Regions from separate parts of the Homo sapiens genome. Here all the other regions are linked to region 4. A link is a contact called in ENCODE Hi-C or POLR2A ChIA-PET data. All regions are on one chromosome and are shown on one strand. Each heading gives the region's core, a stretch centred on a gene start or an enhancer-like site at or near the end of the contact. The rest is flanking DNA. Distances are from core to core; before and after follow the strand shown. Region 1 holds the start of CCL3 (C-C motif chemokine ligand 3). Region 2 holds the start of CCL5 (C-C motif chemokine ligand 5). Region 3 holds the start of CCL3L3 (C-C motif chemokine ligand 3 like 3). Region 4 holds the start of SLFN5 (schlafen family member 5). Region 5 has its middle 15 kb from the start of CCL1.

Region 1 (2,700 bases), core at 197-2,696, 850 kb after region 4:
ACATATTTCTGGACCCACTCCTCACTGGGGTCAGCACAGACCTGCCGGCTTCGCTTGGTTAGGAAGCTGTGGAGAAGGGAGGAAGAGTTAAGCACTGGGGAATCCAGCAGGGGAATCCTGGGCCCACCATGGCCCCACCATTCTGCTCTCTGTCCTGGGCAGCTCAGGGCTTGCTCCTCTTTCAGGGGCCCCCTGCCTATCTCTGTCTAGAGAGCTTCTCTCAGTGACTCAGTAGGGGTGGCCCTCAGAGTGTCCCGCTGCCTCCTTCTTCCTGTCCCTTTCCTCTGGGCTGGGGCAGCCCTTCCTGACTCTGTAACACATGCCTCACTCCAGCTCCAAGTCAGGTCACACCTCGGAGCCCTGCGTCCTGTATCCCCGATAGGCTCCTGAAGGCTGGGCCTTTCCAGGATAGCCTTCTGGCCTGTCTCTGCCCCAACCCTGACCCTCCCTACCTCCATAGAGGTGAGCAGGAAGACTGGCACTTACATGACACCGGGCTTGGAGCACTGGCTGCTCGTCTCAAAGTAGTCAGCTATGAAATTCTGTGGAATCTGCCGGGAGGTGTAGCTGAAGCAGCAGGCGGTCGGCGTGTCAGCAGCAACTGTGGAGAAAGGAAGAGAATGAGCCCGAGTCACAGCTCAGAAGAAAAGGCCAGGCAGCTTCTGATCCCCGAGCAGTTGAGGAAGGCAGGCTTGCTCAGACCAAGTGACTGGAAGGCATTTGGGCATTTTTGCTGAGAAATGTCTCTTTGTTTCTGTCTGTATCCTTCTTTCTCCTTGACTCTTCATAGTGGGTTCTCTGTTTCTCTGTGTGATCCAGATACCTGAACGGACTGTTCTCTTATCTCAGTTCTCTTCAGGGAATTTTGTCTGGTTCAAGAAGTCATACCCCAACCCAAGAGAAGCCTTGGACATCTCTCATAAGACATCCAAGGGACAGAGCTCCTGGGAGACCTAGAGTGAGCTGGAGAGTGAACAACATACCCCACTGGGAAGTAAGCAGCCCTGGATTCTGCCTCTTGCTAACTGATTCGTTTCGAACCCTGTTTTTCTATCTGTAAAAGGGACTGTAACTCCCCTGCCCCTGCCTAGATTCTCATACCTGGAGACTAGGGGGCTAAGACCCCTTCTAGAGATAAAAATAAAAGTCTTAAAGAGAAAGACCAAGATGTTTGGCAGCCCTTTAAGAAGTTCTCTTTTCTCTTGGGGGCTTTTAGGCCACAAGAAAAGATTGATGTGGTCTAACCATGGCCAGAGAGTGGTGATACCCACAACGAAACTCAGACTCACGTGATGCAGAGAACTGGTTGCAGAGAGCCATGGTGCAGAGGAGGACAGCAAGGGCAGCAGTGGAGACCTGCATGATTCTGAGCAGGTGACGGAATGTGGGCTCGAGTGTCAGCAGAGCCAAGAAAGGACTGACCACTGTCTGCTGCCCGTGTCCTTCTGAAGTCTGAAACCAGCTCTCCTCTTTATAGGCAGCCCTGGCGGATGGGGAAATGGAATCTGGGGGTGAGGAGGGAAATTTTTAAGCGTAGTGATGCTGTCATGCTAAGTTGCACAACTCAGGGTCCCTGGTGACCACAGGGGCTCAGGATATCCAAGAATAGCATCTTTGAGCTATTCTCTAACTCTCAGCTCTCAACTCATGACTTGTTATAGTTTCATAGGGAAATGGTTTCTCCTGTGAGTGTGAAGAGGGGTATATGTCAACCCAAGGCTATTCTTAGTCAGTCCCTTCTCATAAGAACTGGTCTGTGCATGAACTCTCCAGCCCCATTCCTTCCCACAGAGCTGCAATTCTGCTTCCTCAGCTGCTATAACCACAGGGATAGGGTTGATGGGCTGATGCTGTGGAGGGCTGCACAACCCTTCCTCCTCCCAGAGGCAAAGAACTGAATGAAAGCTGGAGGAATAGAAAGCATGAGGTCATGTTTCAGTCATTTGTCTATTTATTAGTCATGTAGTGACTAGGGCGCTGTGTTAAACGCTAGTTGTGGATCATAAAAATACTTTAGAGGTGGGTGTCAATATGTCAGGTGCCTAGAAATATCTGTAGCCATTAACCTAGAAAAAGCATTTCTAGGAAAGAGTTCTGTGGAAACAACCCAAATATGGAGCCATCTTCAAACATAAAGATACCTGACCCAGCATCGTTTATAACTCTAAAATAAACAAAGCTAAATTTTTCTCCATCAGGGAATGATAAATTATCCACTAGATCATTTATTATTAAGTCTCTAAAATGAATGAAGTGGCATAAATATGCTTATAACATCAGTGGTTAAAAAAAGCAAGATACGACATTATACAAATTCTACAAAGTCTGAAGAATTGTACAAATATATATATATATTTGTACTATATATACATGTATTTGTACATATACACATATATATTTGTACAAATATATATATATTCCTTGCCAACCCTAAGCATGGAAAAAAATACAAAGGCTTGGAAATACATGCCTTAAAGAATGAATAGTTCTTATATTTGTGTGATAGGTCCCTGGGTGATTTATTTTCTTATTTTTTTCTTTTTCTGAATTTTTCTCATTTTACTTAGTTAGACTTTATTACCTTCTTGGTCAGCCCACAAATTTATAAACTAATTTTTAAAAAAACATTTCCAACATCACTGGTTGAAAAATAGGTTGTTGTCAGTTGTTTAATCTGAAAGAAATTATTGATAAATATGC
Region 2 (2,700 bases), core at 182-2,681, 640 kb after region 4:
TTCTTGCCCTTCCAGCATCCTCAATGGATTTGGAACTTGGTTTCTTTGAGACCTAGGGCAGGTTGTGGGGAGGCTTCCAAAGCTCAGGCTCCATGACTCAGCCAGGATCCTAAGAAGGGCCTGGAGATGCATATTGTATCTTGGGAGCTCTGGTTGAGCTTCAGTGAGAAGGGCTCTCAACAGAGAACTTCTTGTTGGTCAGTTAATTCAAGATGACGTTGGGAAGCATCAGTTGCCACTTCCCAGCAGAGGAGTAGTTTTTATTTTCCCAGCAAGATGGAACCAGGTTTGAATACCAGTCTCCCCATTTCCTAGCTGTGTGCCTCCATGGACAAGTTACTTAACCTCTCTGTTTTCCCATCTGTACATCAAGGACAGCTACTCAAAGAAGGGTTGTGGGTATTAAATAAGATGTACAAAAATCGGCTGGGCACGGTGGCTCACGCCTGTAATCCCAGCACTTTGGGAGGCCGAGGCGGGCGGATCACGAGGTCAAGAGATCGAGACCATCCTGGCTAACATGGTGAAACCCCGTCTCTACTAAAAAATACAAAACATTAGCAGGGTGTGGTGGCGGGTGCCTGTAGTCCCCGCTACTCCGGAGGCTGAGGCAGGAGAATGGCATGAACCCGGGAGACGGAGCTTGCAGTAAGCCGAGATCGTGCCGCTGCACTCCAGCCTGGGCGACAGAGCGAAGACTCCATCTCAAAAAAAAAAAAAAAAAAAAAAAAGATGTGCCAAAATCAGCACAATGCCTGATCCATAGTAACCATTTAATTAGCTTTTATTATCCTCTCCTTGTTTTTATTTGTTTTTTAAATGTATTCACTCTAATAAAGCCACATACCCTCTCATAAGCCAATTTTTTTTACATTTATGAAATGAGAGAGAATATGGCTGTCTCAGGGTCTCAGGAAGTTTTAGTTTAGTTAAATTTCTTAGAAACCCTGCTGCTGACAGGCATGAGTCAGACGTGTTTCAAAGTCAGTGTGAGCTACTCATGACTACTAATCTCCCCAACATGAGTCCACACTCAGTGAACACCTGTAGGCCTTGAGGGTGTAGACCTTAAAGACAGAAAAACTGATCAGGAGATCCCTGCCATGAAGCAGCATAGAGATCTCTCAAGGACAACAGGACATATGGGTAAGACAATTCATAAGAATGTAAATAATGGGGTTCAGACAGTATTCATGCTACAGTTGAAAAGAGGGCAAGGTGTGGGACAGTCATTGGGATGGGGTAGGCATTCTAGGCAGAGTCTGACTCCAGGGGCTGTGGTGGTCAAGACCAGGACTTACATGGGGAGGCAGATGCAGGAGCGCAGAGGGCAGTAGCAATGAGGATGACAGCGAGGGCTGCCGCGGAGACCTTCATGGTACCTGTGGGAGAGGCTGTGCGAGGTCCACGTGCTGTCTTGATCCTCTGCAGGAATCCTCTGCAGCTCAGGCTGGCCCTTTATAGGGCCAGTTGAGGGGCATCCCCTAAGGGGAGTTTCCAAAATAGCAACCAAGCATTGGCCGGTATCATAAGTGAAATTGCACAAAACGGAAAAGAAAACTGAAATAGCCTCCGGAAATTCGAGTCTCTGTCTCTCCCTCACTGCTCTCTCATCTAGAGTGAGCTCATCAGTTTCCTCTTTGACCAAGCACCAATGGTGGAAAAATTTCTCTGCTGACATCCTTAGTTTTACCTTCCAGGGAAGGGGTCCTCCTCAGAGAGCAGGAAGCCGCTTTCTTGGGGACAACAAGGAGTGGCAGTTAGGACAGGATCAGAAGTCACTGAGTCTTTATTACTCACTGAGTCACTGAGTCTTCAAAGTTCCTGCTTATTCATTACAGATCTTACCTCCTTTCCCTCATCCATGGAAGGATGTTATTTATAAAGTGTTTTATTGAGGAGGGTCCTCTGGATATACAGTCCCCAAAGGAGGTGAGCACACTCACACTGTAAATTGAGGCAGTTGATCTGAGCTGGGCATTGGGAACCTTTTCACAAGATATGAGTTGGAATGAGTCCTCTTGTGGGAATTTCTTGCTTTCATCCTGGTCATAGGGTCTCTCCCATTTACTTGCTAAGCGACCTTTGGGAAAAGTGCTTAATGTCTTTGAGTTCTATTTCCTTGTTTATAAAGTGGAATAATTGATTAGAGACTTGTTGAGAAGCAGAGGGAGAGAAAGATATCTTACAGCATACTCTATCATTATTGGCTACCATTTACCGAGGGCTTATCTGTGCCAGCCACTATTCCACTGTCCTAGCGCGTGTCAACTCATTTACTATTATTATCCCCATTTTATGAATGAGGAAACTCAATAAATACTGGGATCCCATCTCACTGTAAGGCCTTCTTGGGCACAAAAGTTACAGAATATGAAAGCTTCAAAGGACTTTAGGGATCATTTTTTCCATGTTCTTCAGTTGCACAAGAGGAAACCAAGGCCCAGTGAGCAGGAGTGACTTGCTAAGAACACACAGCAAATGAATGACAGAGTTGGGATCAGAACCCAGTTGCCCTCACTCCCACTTCAGTGCTCTGTCCATTAAGTACTGCCCAACATTAAAGGGTTCGTGGTTAGGAGTATCCTCAAAACTGAACCCATGTGGAACTTCTGGATTAGAGCTAGGGTCCTTACTGCATTCCAAAGAACTGGATACAGTAAGTCTTCATCAATTCCTATTTTAGTAGTTCAGAATTAG
Region 3 (2,700 bases), core at 201-2,700, 950 kb after region 4:
CTGACGTATTTCTGGACCCACTCCTCACTGGGGTCAGCACAGACCTGCCGGCCTCTCTTGGTTAGGAAGCTGTGGAGAAGGGAGGAAGAGTTAAGCACTGGGGAATCCAGCCGGGGAATCCTGGGCCCACCATGGCCCTGACATCCTGCTCTCTGTCCTGGGCAGCTCAAGGCCTGCTCCTCTCTCAGGGGCCCCCTGCCTATCTCCGTCTAGAGAGCTTCTCTCAGTGACTCCAGGCAAGGGGGCCCTCAGAGTGTCCTGCTGCCTCCTTCTTCCTGTCCCTTTCCTCTGGCCTGGGGCAGCCCTTCCTGACTCTGTAACACCCACCTCACTCCAGCCCCAAGTCAGGTCACACCTCAGTGCCCTGCGTCCTGTATCCCCGATAGGCTCCTGAAGGCTGGGCCTTTCCAGGATGGCCTTCTGGCCTGTTTCTGCCCCCACCCTGACACTCCCTACCTCCCTAGAGGTGAGCAGGAAGACTGGCACTTACATGACACTGGGCTTGGAGCACTGGCTGCTCGTCTCAAAGTAGTCAGCTATGAAATTCTGTGGAATCTGTCGGGAGGTGTAGCTGAAGCAGCAGGCGGTCGGCGTGTCAGCAGCAACTGCGGAGAAAGGAGAGAATAAGCCCGAGTCACAGCTCAGAAGAAAAGGCCAGGCAGCTTCTGATCCCTGAGTGGTTGAGGAGGGCAGGCTTGCTCAGACCAAGTGACTGCAAGGCATTTGGGGGGTTTTGCAGAGAAATGTCTCTTTGTTTCTGTCTATATTCCTCTTTCCCCTTGACTCTTCATAGTGGGTTCTCTGTTTCTCTATGTGATCCAGATACCTGAATGGACTGTTCTCTTAGCTCTCTTCATGGAATTTTGTCGGTTCAAGAAGTCATACCCCAGCCCAAGAGAAGCCCTGGACATCTCTCATAAGACATCCAAGGGACAGGGCTCCTGGGAGACCTAGGGTGAGCTGGAGAGTGAAGAACAGACCCCACTGGGAAGTAAGCAGCCCTGGATTCTGCCTCTTGCAAACTGATTCGTTTTGAACCCTGTTTTTCTATCTGTACAAGGGACTGTAACTCCCCTGCCCCTGCCTAGATTCTCATACCTGGAGACTAGGAGGGCTAAGACCCCTTCTAGAGATAAAAATAAAAGTTGTGAAGAAAAAGACCAAGGTGTTTGGCAGCGCTTTAAGAACTTCCTTCTTTTCTCTTCGGGGCTCTCAGGCCACAAAAAAAGACTGATGTGGTCTAACCATGGCCAGAGAGTGGTGATACCCACAACAACAACATGGACTCACGTGGTGCAGAGAGGACCTGGTTGCAGAGAGCCATGGTGCAGAGGAGGACGGCAAGGGCAGCAGTGGAGACCTGCATGATTGGGAGCAGGTGATGGAATGTGGGCTCGAGTGTCAGCAGAGCCAAGAAGGGACTGACTACTCTTTGCTGCCTGCGTCCTTCTGATGTCTGAAGCCATCTCTCCTCTTTATAGGCAGCCCTGGCGGATGGGGAAATGGAATCTGGGGGTGAGGAGGGAAATTTTTAAGTGTAGTGATGCTGTCATGCTGAGTGTTGCACAACTCAGGGTCCCTGGTGACCACAGGGGCTCAGGATATCCAAGAATAGCATCTCTGAGCTACTCTCTAACTCTCAGCTCTCAACTCATGACTGGTTCTAGCTTCATGGGGTTTCTCCTGTGAGTGTGAAGAGGGGTGTGTGTCAACCCAAGGCTATTCTTAGTTGATCCCTTCTCATAAGAACTGGTCTATGCAGCCAGGCATGGTCGCTCACACCTGTAATCCCAACACTTTGGGAGGCCGAGGCTGCAGATCACCTGAGGTCAGGAGTTTGAGACCAACCTGACCAAGAAAGAGAAACTCCATCTCTACTAAAAATACAAAAGTAGTCAGGCGTGGTGGCACATGCCTGTAATCCCAGCTACTCGGGAGGCTGAGGGCAGGAGAATCGCTTGAACCCAGGAGGTGGGGGCTGTGGTGAGCTGAGATCATGCCATTGCACTCCAGCCTGGGCAACAAAAGTGAAACTCCATCTCAAAAAAAAAAAAAAAAAAGAATTGGTCTATGCATGAACTCTCCAGCCCCATTCCTTCCCACAGAGCTGTAATTCTGCTTCCTCAGCTGCTATAACCACAAGGATAGGGTCAATGGGCTGATGCTGTGGAGGGCTAGACAACCCCCAGTCCTCCCAGAGGAAAGGAACTCAATGAAAGCTGGAGGAATAGAAAGCATGAGGTCACGTTTCAGTCATTTGTCTATTTATTAGTCTCGGAGTGACTGGGGCGCTGTGTTAAACGCTAGTTGTGGATCATAAAAATACTTTAGAGGTGGGTGTCAGTATGTCAGGTGCCTAGAAATATGTGTAGCCATTAACCTAGAAAAAGCATTTCTGGGAAAGAGTTCTGTGGAAACAACCCAAATATGGAGCCATCTTCAAACATAAAGATACCTGACCCAGCATCATTTATAACTCTAAAATAAGCAAAGCTAAATTTTTCTCTATCAGGGAATGATAAATTATCCACAAGATCCTTTATTATTAAGTCTCTAACGTGAATGAAGTGGCATAAATATGCTTATAACATCAGTGGTTAAAAAAAAAGCAAGATAAAACATTATACAAATTCTATAAAATTTGAAGAATTGTATAAAGATATATATATGCCATGCCAACTCTAGGCATGGAAAAAATTA
Region 4 (2,700 bases), core at 201-2,700:
CCTCTTCTTCTCTGGGCAGGGATTTAAATGTTCTTGGGTAGCCTCGCCAGAGACCTGTGCGGCCCTACAGTGACCTTCTTTCCAGCCACTTTCCCATGAGCTCAAAGCTTTGGATTCTGTCACTTGCAAAGGGTCAGGCCTGATCCCTTGCGGGTTCTTGAGAAGTGAGTAAGACTTCCAGCGCCCCGGCCCAGACTGCGACGACCCAGACTGCGACGACCCAGTCTGCGCCTGGCGCAGGCTCCATAGACGGCTTTTCTTCAGCTCTGTCCACTGAGACCTCGAGCCCTTGAGCAGAAGATGGGAGAGAGAGGGTCTTGCTGGGCGGGCTCCAGAAGTCCTCCTGGCTCTGGGCGCAGGAGTTGGAAGAGAAGAGATAGAGAAACATCTACTCACCAGAATTGTAAACTGGAAGAAGGGTAGAGGAAAGGTGCCTAGAGAGGGCAGCTGGAATCAGGATTGGGCTGAATATTTTAGGAGTCCCCAAGTGCTACTTCTATCCGCTGGGAGCACGGGTTCGAATCTGCCCCCAGGCAGCCCGCTCCTGGTTCTCTTGTCCCCCTGTGCTGCGGCGGGGCCCACTTCGGCCCTCGGGTTCCCCGCACAGGCCACACAGGGCAGCAGCGCGCGCCGTACCCACGGGCAGTTCGAGAGGGCCGCGCGTGGCGGAGCCAGGCCCTTCGCCAGCGCCCAGTACAAATTTAGTACTAGAATTAAGAGAAACACACTGAAATCTGACAGCCCCGCCTAAGACCCGGGCGTGAGGAAGTCTGCGGTGGGTGATGAATACAAAGAACAGTTTCTCTTTCCTGTCAGTAAAACGCTGTTTCCAGAGCCTGCCAGGTTTCGCCCCAGTGGCCACACCTATGCCTGGCAGGTGCTGGTCCGAGCCCCTAGCGCCAGCAAAAGAAAGGAGGCGGACGCAACATTCTCGAATTACTAGGAGAAGGAGGGAGGCTTTCCCTTCCCCCCAGTGCCCCATGTACCAACGCGTCTCGCCATACCCCTTGCCCCTCTTCCAGCAGCTGACGGAGTAATTCGAGTAGGAATCGAAAGATTTGGAGGCGCCGGGGGAGAAACCTGCGGAGCGCTCTCCGAGCCTGTGGCGTCCCAGGAAGACTCCGAGCGGGGCCAGGGAAGTTCTCTGGAGGACATGGGGTGGATACCCAGGTCTCCTTCCCTGGGTGAAATAAGAACTGAAAATCTAAAAATAAAATAAATAAAATAAAATAGAAAACACAGAGAAGCAACAAAAAAGCGCTTCCCCTCCTCAGTTCTCCCCAGTCCACCCAAGGTTTACCAAGACTGTTGTAGTTGCAAGAGTGGGCTTCCGGCTCCACGTAACGATGCGATTGGGCTGTACCTCTGTCTGTCTCCTGCGCGATGTCCCGCCCCGGGAGGTGTCACGGAACTCAGCTGATATAAGCCCGGGATCCCGCCGGGTCAGGTTCTCTGCTCTGGACTTGGGAGGCTCCGTTGCCTGCTCCCGGAGGGAGACGCGCTGCCGAGGAGAACCCAGCGGGTAATGAATCCCCCGCGCTTCTTTGCCCAGGCCTTCCCCAAACCTCCCCCCGGTCTGCGCGGGTTCTCCTATTGGGCTGTGGTGAAGACAAGGTGCGGCGACTGCAGCTCCCCAGGTCTGGGCGCTGCCGGGAGAGAGTCTTTCCCGCTGGGGAGATTTAGTTTGTTGACTCAGGAGCACCTCCAACGACAGCTAGTGGCAGAGGACCCGGGAGCTGGGAGGTTCGGAACGCGGGGCGAGCTGGGGAGGAGGGAGAGGCGCCGACCCAGCGCAGCCTACATCTTAGCAAACCAAACCTGGCAACATTTCCCCACGGTTCAGGAGCACGAAGGACTTAAGGGAAAACGACGAAATCGGGGCTCCCGAGGATGAAGTTAAATGGGTTGTGGCCTGGGGACAAATAGGGCCAATGTCCAGTCTATTACAAGAGGCTTTGTTCCAGAGGCTTGCCTATAAGCCCCTGGCTTGGAACGTCAGTCTTCAAACTGTAACAACAGGGGCAGGCTACTAGGGTAGCCCACAAAGCCCTGTATCCCCCATACAGTGACTAACTAGAGCCCTAGTTGGTCATATCCGCAGTGGCTGAGACTGCGGTGTGATTCCGTTTCCCTCTTGCATGTGTCCCGGGAGCCCGAGTTGTCGAAGCCCAAATTCAGGCTCAGGAACCTGATGTGCTGTTGATGCCAAACACTGACACACAGATGCTTGGAGACAGAGGAAGATTTATTCCATTTGGCCAAAGCGAGAAGGCAAGAGGTCAAGATCTCTCAAATCCACCCTAACAAAAAGAAGTAGTGGGGAGTTTTTATGAGACCAGGAAGTAAGGGAGGGGGAATTTCAGGGAACCTCGGGGAAAAGTCTTTCTTCGTCTCAGATTACATCTTGAACCACCAGACTTCTGGGCGTCAGCAGCTGGTCACAATGCCCTTAAAGGCATTCATTCCTTCTGCAAAATTTTTTTCTTGACTCTGAAGCTATATCCTCCTGCTTGACAAAGAAACGGTGCATCAGCAGTTTATAATTATATTGCTAGAAAAAGGAATATTGGGCAAAAAGTGGGTAGTTAACATATGCAAATAAGCAAGGGCCTCATCGGAATTTTCATGGTTTCATCACTAAAAATGTTGGGGTGCTGAAATCTTGAGGGGCTCGGTTGCACCAGAAGGGGATCCTTTGTC
Region 5 (2,700 bases), core at 170-2,669, 860 kb before region 4:
AGCTAACTCACACTAACCAATTCTGTCTCAAAACCTCTTCTCCCAAAGCTATAAATTCAGTAGGTTTATTTTCTGCCCTCCGAGTTATCATATGTGACAGTTTTACCAAATGTTTCACTACAGCATTCCATAGGTTGCCATTTCTCTAGCCCCTATAATAATTTCTCTGCTGTCTGCCACCCAGCTGCAAAGCCAAATCTGTACATCTTATCCTTTGGTTAGAGCAATTTCTCTCTTCTAGGTATTAATTTCTGTATCGGCCAGCTTTTGCTGCAGCAACAAGCAACCCCAAAATATCTGTGGCTGATAACAAGAAACATTTCTCTTTTTTGCTCTTAAGTCTGCGGGCCAACTGCAGCCCTTCATTAAGCTGTGGGTCATGTCAGTCTTTGTCACAAGTCTTCCCAATTCCAGGGTCCAGCTAAAGGAACAGCTCTTGCTCAGGACAGGACATTCTACTGGCAGAGGGTCCAAGAGAAAGAGGATTATCAGAAACTTGCAATGCTTTCAAAGCTTCTGCTGGGATCTGGCATGTCATATCTGCTAACATTCTTTTTTTTTTTTCTGAGACAGTCTCACTGTGTCACCCAGGCTGGAGTGCAGTGGCGCGATCTCAGCTCACTGCAAGCTCCACCTCCCGGGTTCACACCATTCTCCTGCCTCAGCCTCCTGAGTAACTGGGACTACAGGCACCCGCCACAACACCCGGCTAATTTTTTGTATTTTTAGTAGAGACAGGTTTTCACCGTGTTAGCCAGGATGGTCTCGATCTCCTGACCTCATGATCCGCCCGCCTCGGCCTCCCAAAGTGCTGGGATTACAGGCCTGAGCCACCGTGCCTGGCCCATATCTGCTAACAGTCTATTGGCTCAAGGGAGGTACATGGCCAACCTCAAAGTCAACGGTGTGAAGAAATACATTCTAAACCCTTTTAAATGAGAATAGAGCCTCCTGCAGATTTGAAGGAGCTCTTGATATGTTCTTATATTAATCCTTTTGGTATGTGTATTGCAACATAATCTCCCATTTGTAACTTGTTTTTAAGTTGTCTCCTTAAAAAGTATGTTAATATTTTTATTGAAAAGATGTATAGGTTTAACAAATTGTAGTAGCTCCACTATCCAGACAACCATTTTCATTTTTATTGACCTTCTAGTCCCTGTACACATTAAACAAACTCCACCCCAGAGTTACATACTATAATGAGTAACTCAATGCAATTATCAATTTCTACAACATGCAATGCTACCCTAAGAACTGCCGCAAATTTTAAGTCCAGAAGATAAAGAAACAGAAACTTAGCAAAAGATAAATATTTACAAATACAGTGTAGAAAACTGCAAAATATTTCAACAGTTTTAAAAAATGCTTTCTTTCAGGCAGACTCCAGGGACAACAGTGAGCAGGGAACCGCGGACAGTCTCCAGATCTCAGAAAGAGGAACTTGAGCAAAAACGAAACAGAAAAAAAAAAAAACAAGAAAAACTATTCTTTCGAAACCTTCCAGCCACCTCAAAGTGAGACCCGTAAGCAAACAGGTATACTTCAGAAGTCTCTAATTCTCATTAGTTGACTTTCAGTAATCGATGTTGGCCCCATGCAGATGTTTTAAATCACTAACACAAACATTGCTGTCTTTGGTATTCTTGCAGTGTTTTCATTTATGAGAAAACCTGCAGAAGAAACTGCTTGAACCAAAGCAAAGTAGCAAGGAAACAGGTTACTATATAATCAGAAGGCCCTAAGAAAGGTAGCAGCAGGTCATATAATTACCTCCTTGTGGATAAAATCCCTGTCCTCAAACTACGCAACCTACTACCTGTACTTCTTCCTTAGGAACCAATTTTTTCTTGCCAGTCTTCTACTTGGCAGATGCCCTTTAAAGAAACCTGTGAAATTAAGCCACCTTTTTTGATTTTTTTTTCCAAATTCAAACCAGTTAGAATTGTTTCACAGATGCTTTTAAAAAGTTATTGGCCATATGATGTTCATCAAAACCACAAATGCATTTGCTTAAAACCAAACTTCAAATAAGTTAGGAAGGGGCGAAAGTAATTCAATTACATTAGAAGATGCAAACCAGTAGTCTAAGCCTCAGCCCACCATATATTGTTGGAGCACATATTTTATTGAAAGCGTTTAATCTTCAAAATTCAAACATCAAATCTCATAAAATCTCCGGCCTTCCTTGATCAATTAGAAAAGTAGATGACACAATGTAACTCCTGCTTGCTGCCTATCACCTGGAGCAAATTAACACCCTGCCTGTCCCCTTTAGATGCCATGCGTTTTCTAGTCATAGTCAGCTCCTCCTGGGACTCTGAAGGTATTTCAGCTTTTCAGTTTTTGACCCCTGAATTATAGTAAATGGAAGCAAATTCTGATCATGATTTTTGTCAACATTAAAAACAAGCTTTTTGAAACTGTCACTCTCTCCGCAATGGTACTTTTAAGTATTTTTACAAAATGTACCCATTCTCCATAATTTGGTCCACTTACTCCGCCTGGCTATTAAGGCTGTAAAATGGACCCTTATGTAATTAATGAAACATGTAAATTCATTTTTCTCCAGGCCTTACTTAGTTAATTAGTTAGAAAAAGATAAGTTTCCAACTGCAGAGTAGTAGTAATATCTACAGTGGAGACACATGTCAGAAAACCACAAAATTCCTGTGAATGAAAGAATGACTGTACTTGCCT

What was found. A loop is a pair of places that touch in the nucleus more often than their neighbours do. ChIA-PET counts read pairs that join two places held with the same protein, here RNA polymerase II (POLR2A). Pooled maps may share reads with other maps.
Region 1: a loop to region 4 is called in a map of natural killer cell, with 3 times the contacts of the local background. The contact joins the promoter of CCL3 here to the promoter of SLFN5 in region 4. A Hi-C loop is called at or near these places in 1 of 168 maps with a recorded cell type or tissue (natural killer cell), 1 of 37 single-sample maps with no recorded cell type and 6 of 50 pooled maps.
Region 2: a loop to region 4 is called in a map with no recorded cell type, with 9 times the contacts of the local background. The contact joins the promoter of CCL5 here to the promoter of SLFN5 in region 4. A Hi-C loop is called at or near these places in 1 of 168 maps with a recorded cell type or tissue (natural killer cell), 5 of 37 single-sample maps with no recorded cell type and 7 of 50 pooled maps. POLR2A ChIA-PET finds 5 or more read pairs at or near these places in 2 of 52 experiments (H1 and activated CD8-positive, alpha-beta memory T cell).
Region 3: a map of natural killer cell shows a loop between it and region 4 (6-fold over the local background). The contact joins the promoter of CCL3L3 here to the promoter of SLFN5 in region 4. A Hi-C loop is called at or near these places in 1 of 168 maps with a recorded cell type or tissue (natural killer cell), 5 of 37 single-sample maps with no recorded cell type and 7 of 50 pooled maps. POLR2A ChIA-PET finds 5 or more read pairs at or near these places in 1 of 52 experiments (activated T-cell).
Region 5: a map with no recorded cell type shows a loop between it and region 4 (10-fold over the local background). The contact joins the enhancer-like site here to the promoter of SLFN5 in region 4. A Hi-C loop is called at or near these places in 2 of 37 single-sample maps with no recorded cell type and 8 of 50 pooled maps. POLR2A ChIA-PET finds 5 or more read pairs at or near these places in 1 of 52 experiments (activated CD4-positive, alpha-beta T cell).

What each region holds. Positions count from the first base shown.
Region 1 is chr17:36,088,697-36,091,396 of GRCh38, forward strand. It overlaps CCL3 (C-C motif chemokine ligand 3), which reads right to left and starts at 1,447. Exons shown (of 3, transcript NM_002983.3): 1 at 1,290-1,447; 2 at 487-601; 3 at 1-66. The coding sequence starts at 1,362. CCL3-AS1 (CCL3 antisense RNA 1) reads left to right here. Exons shown (of 3, transcript NR_186417.1): 3 at 850-1,166.
Region 2 is chr17:35,878,929-35,881,628 of GRCh38, forward strand. It overlaps CCL5 (C-C motif chemokine ligand 5), which reads right to left and starts at 1,432. Exons shown (of 3, transcript NM_002985.3): 1 at 1,302-1,432. The coding sequence starts at 1,377. The region is part of intron 1 of LOC105371745 (a long non-coding RNA gene); the gene reads left to right.
Region 3 is chr17:36,195,308-36,198,007 of GRCh38, forward strand. CCL3L3 (C-C motif chemokine ligand 3 like 3) reads right to left here and starts at 1,451. Exons shown (of 3, transcript NM_001001437.4): 1 at 1,291-1,451; 2 at 491-605; 3 at 1-69. The coding sequence starts at 1,366. It overlaps LOC128966706 (a long non-coding RNA gene), which reads left to right. Exons shown (of 2, transcript XR_008485584.1): 2 at 823-1,160.
Region 4 is chr17:35,241,622-35,244,321 of GRCh38, forward strand. It overlaps SLFN5 (schlafen family member 5), which reads left to right and starts at 1,451. Exons shown (of 5, transcript NM_144975.4): 1 at 1,451-1,522. LOC105371932 reads right to left here and starts at 2,530. Exons shown (of 4, transcript XM_047437262.1): 1 at 2,490-2,530; 2 at 1,301-1,598; 3 at 1,005-1,204; 4 at 1-349. The coding sequence starts at 2,530. RefSeq lists enhancers at 1,203-1,262, 1,783-1,892, 1,866-2,494.
Region 5 is chr17:34,377,377-34,380,076 of GRCh38, forward strand. No RefSeq gene overlaps it. Among named protein-coding and RNA genes, the nearest start is that of CCL1, 15 kb to the left of the region's middle. Within about 2 kb of position 1,420, at least 3 of the 41 ENCODE cell types and tissues checked have a DNase peak (open chromatin) inside an H3K27ac peak, as active enhancers do.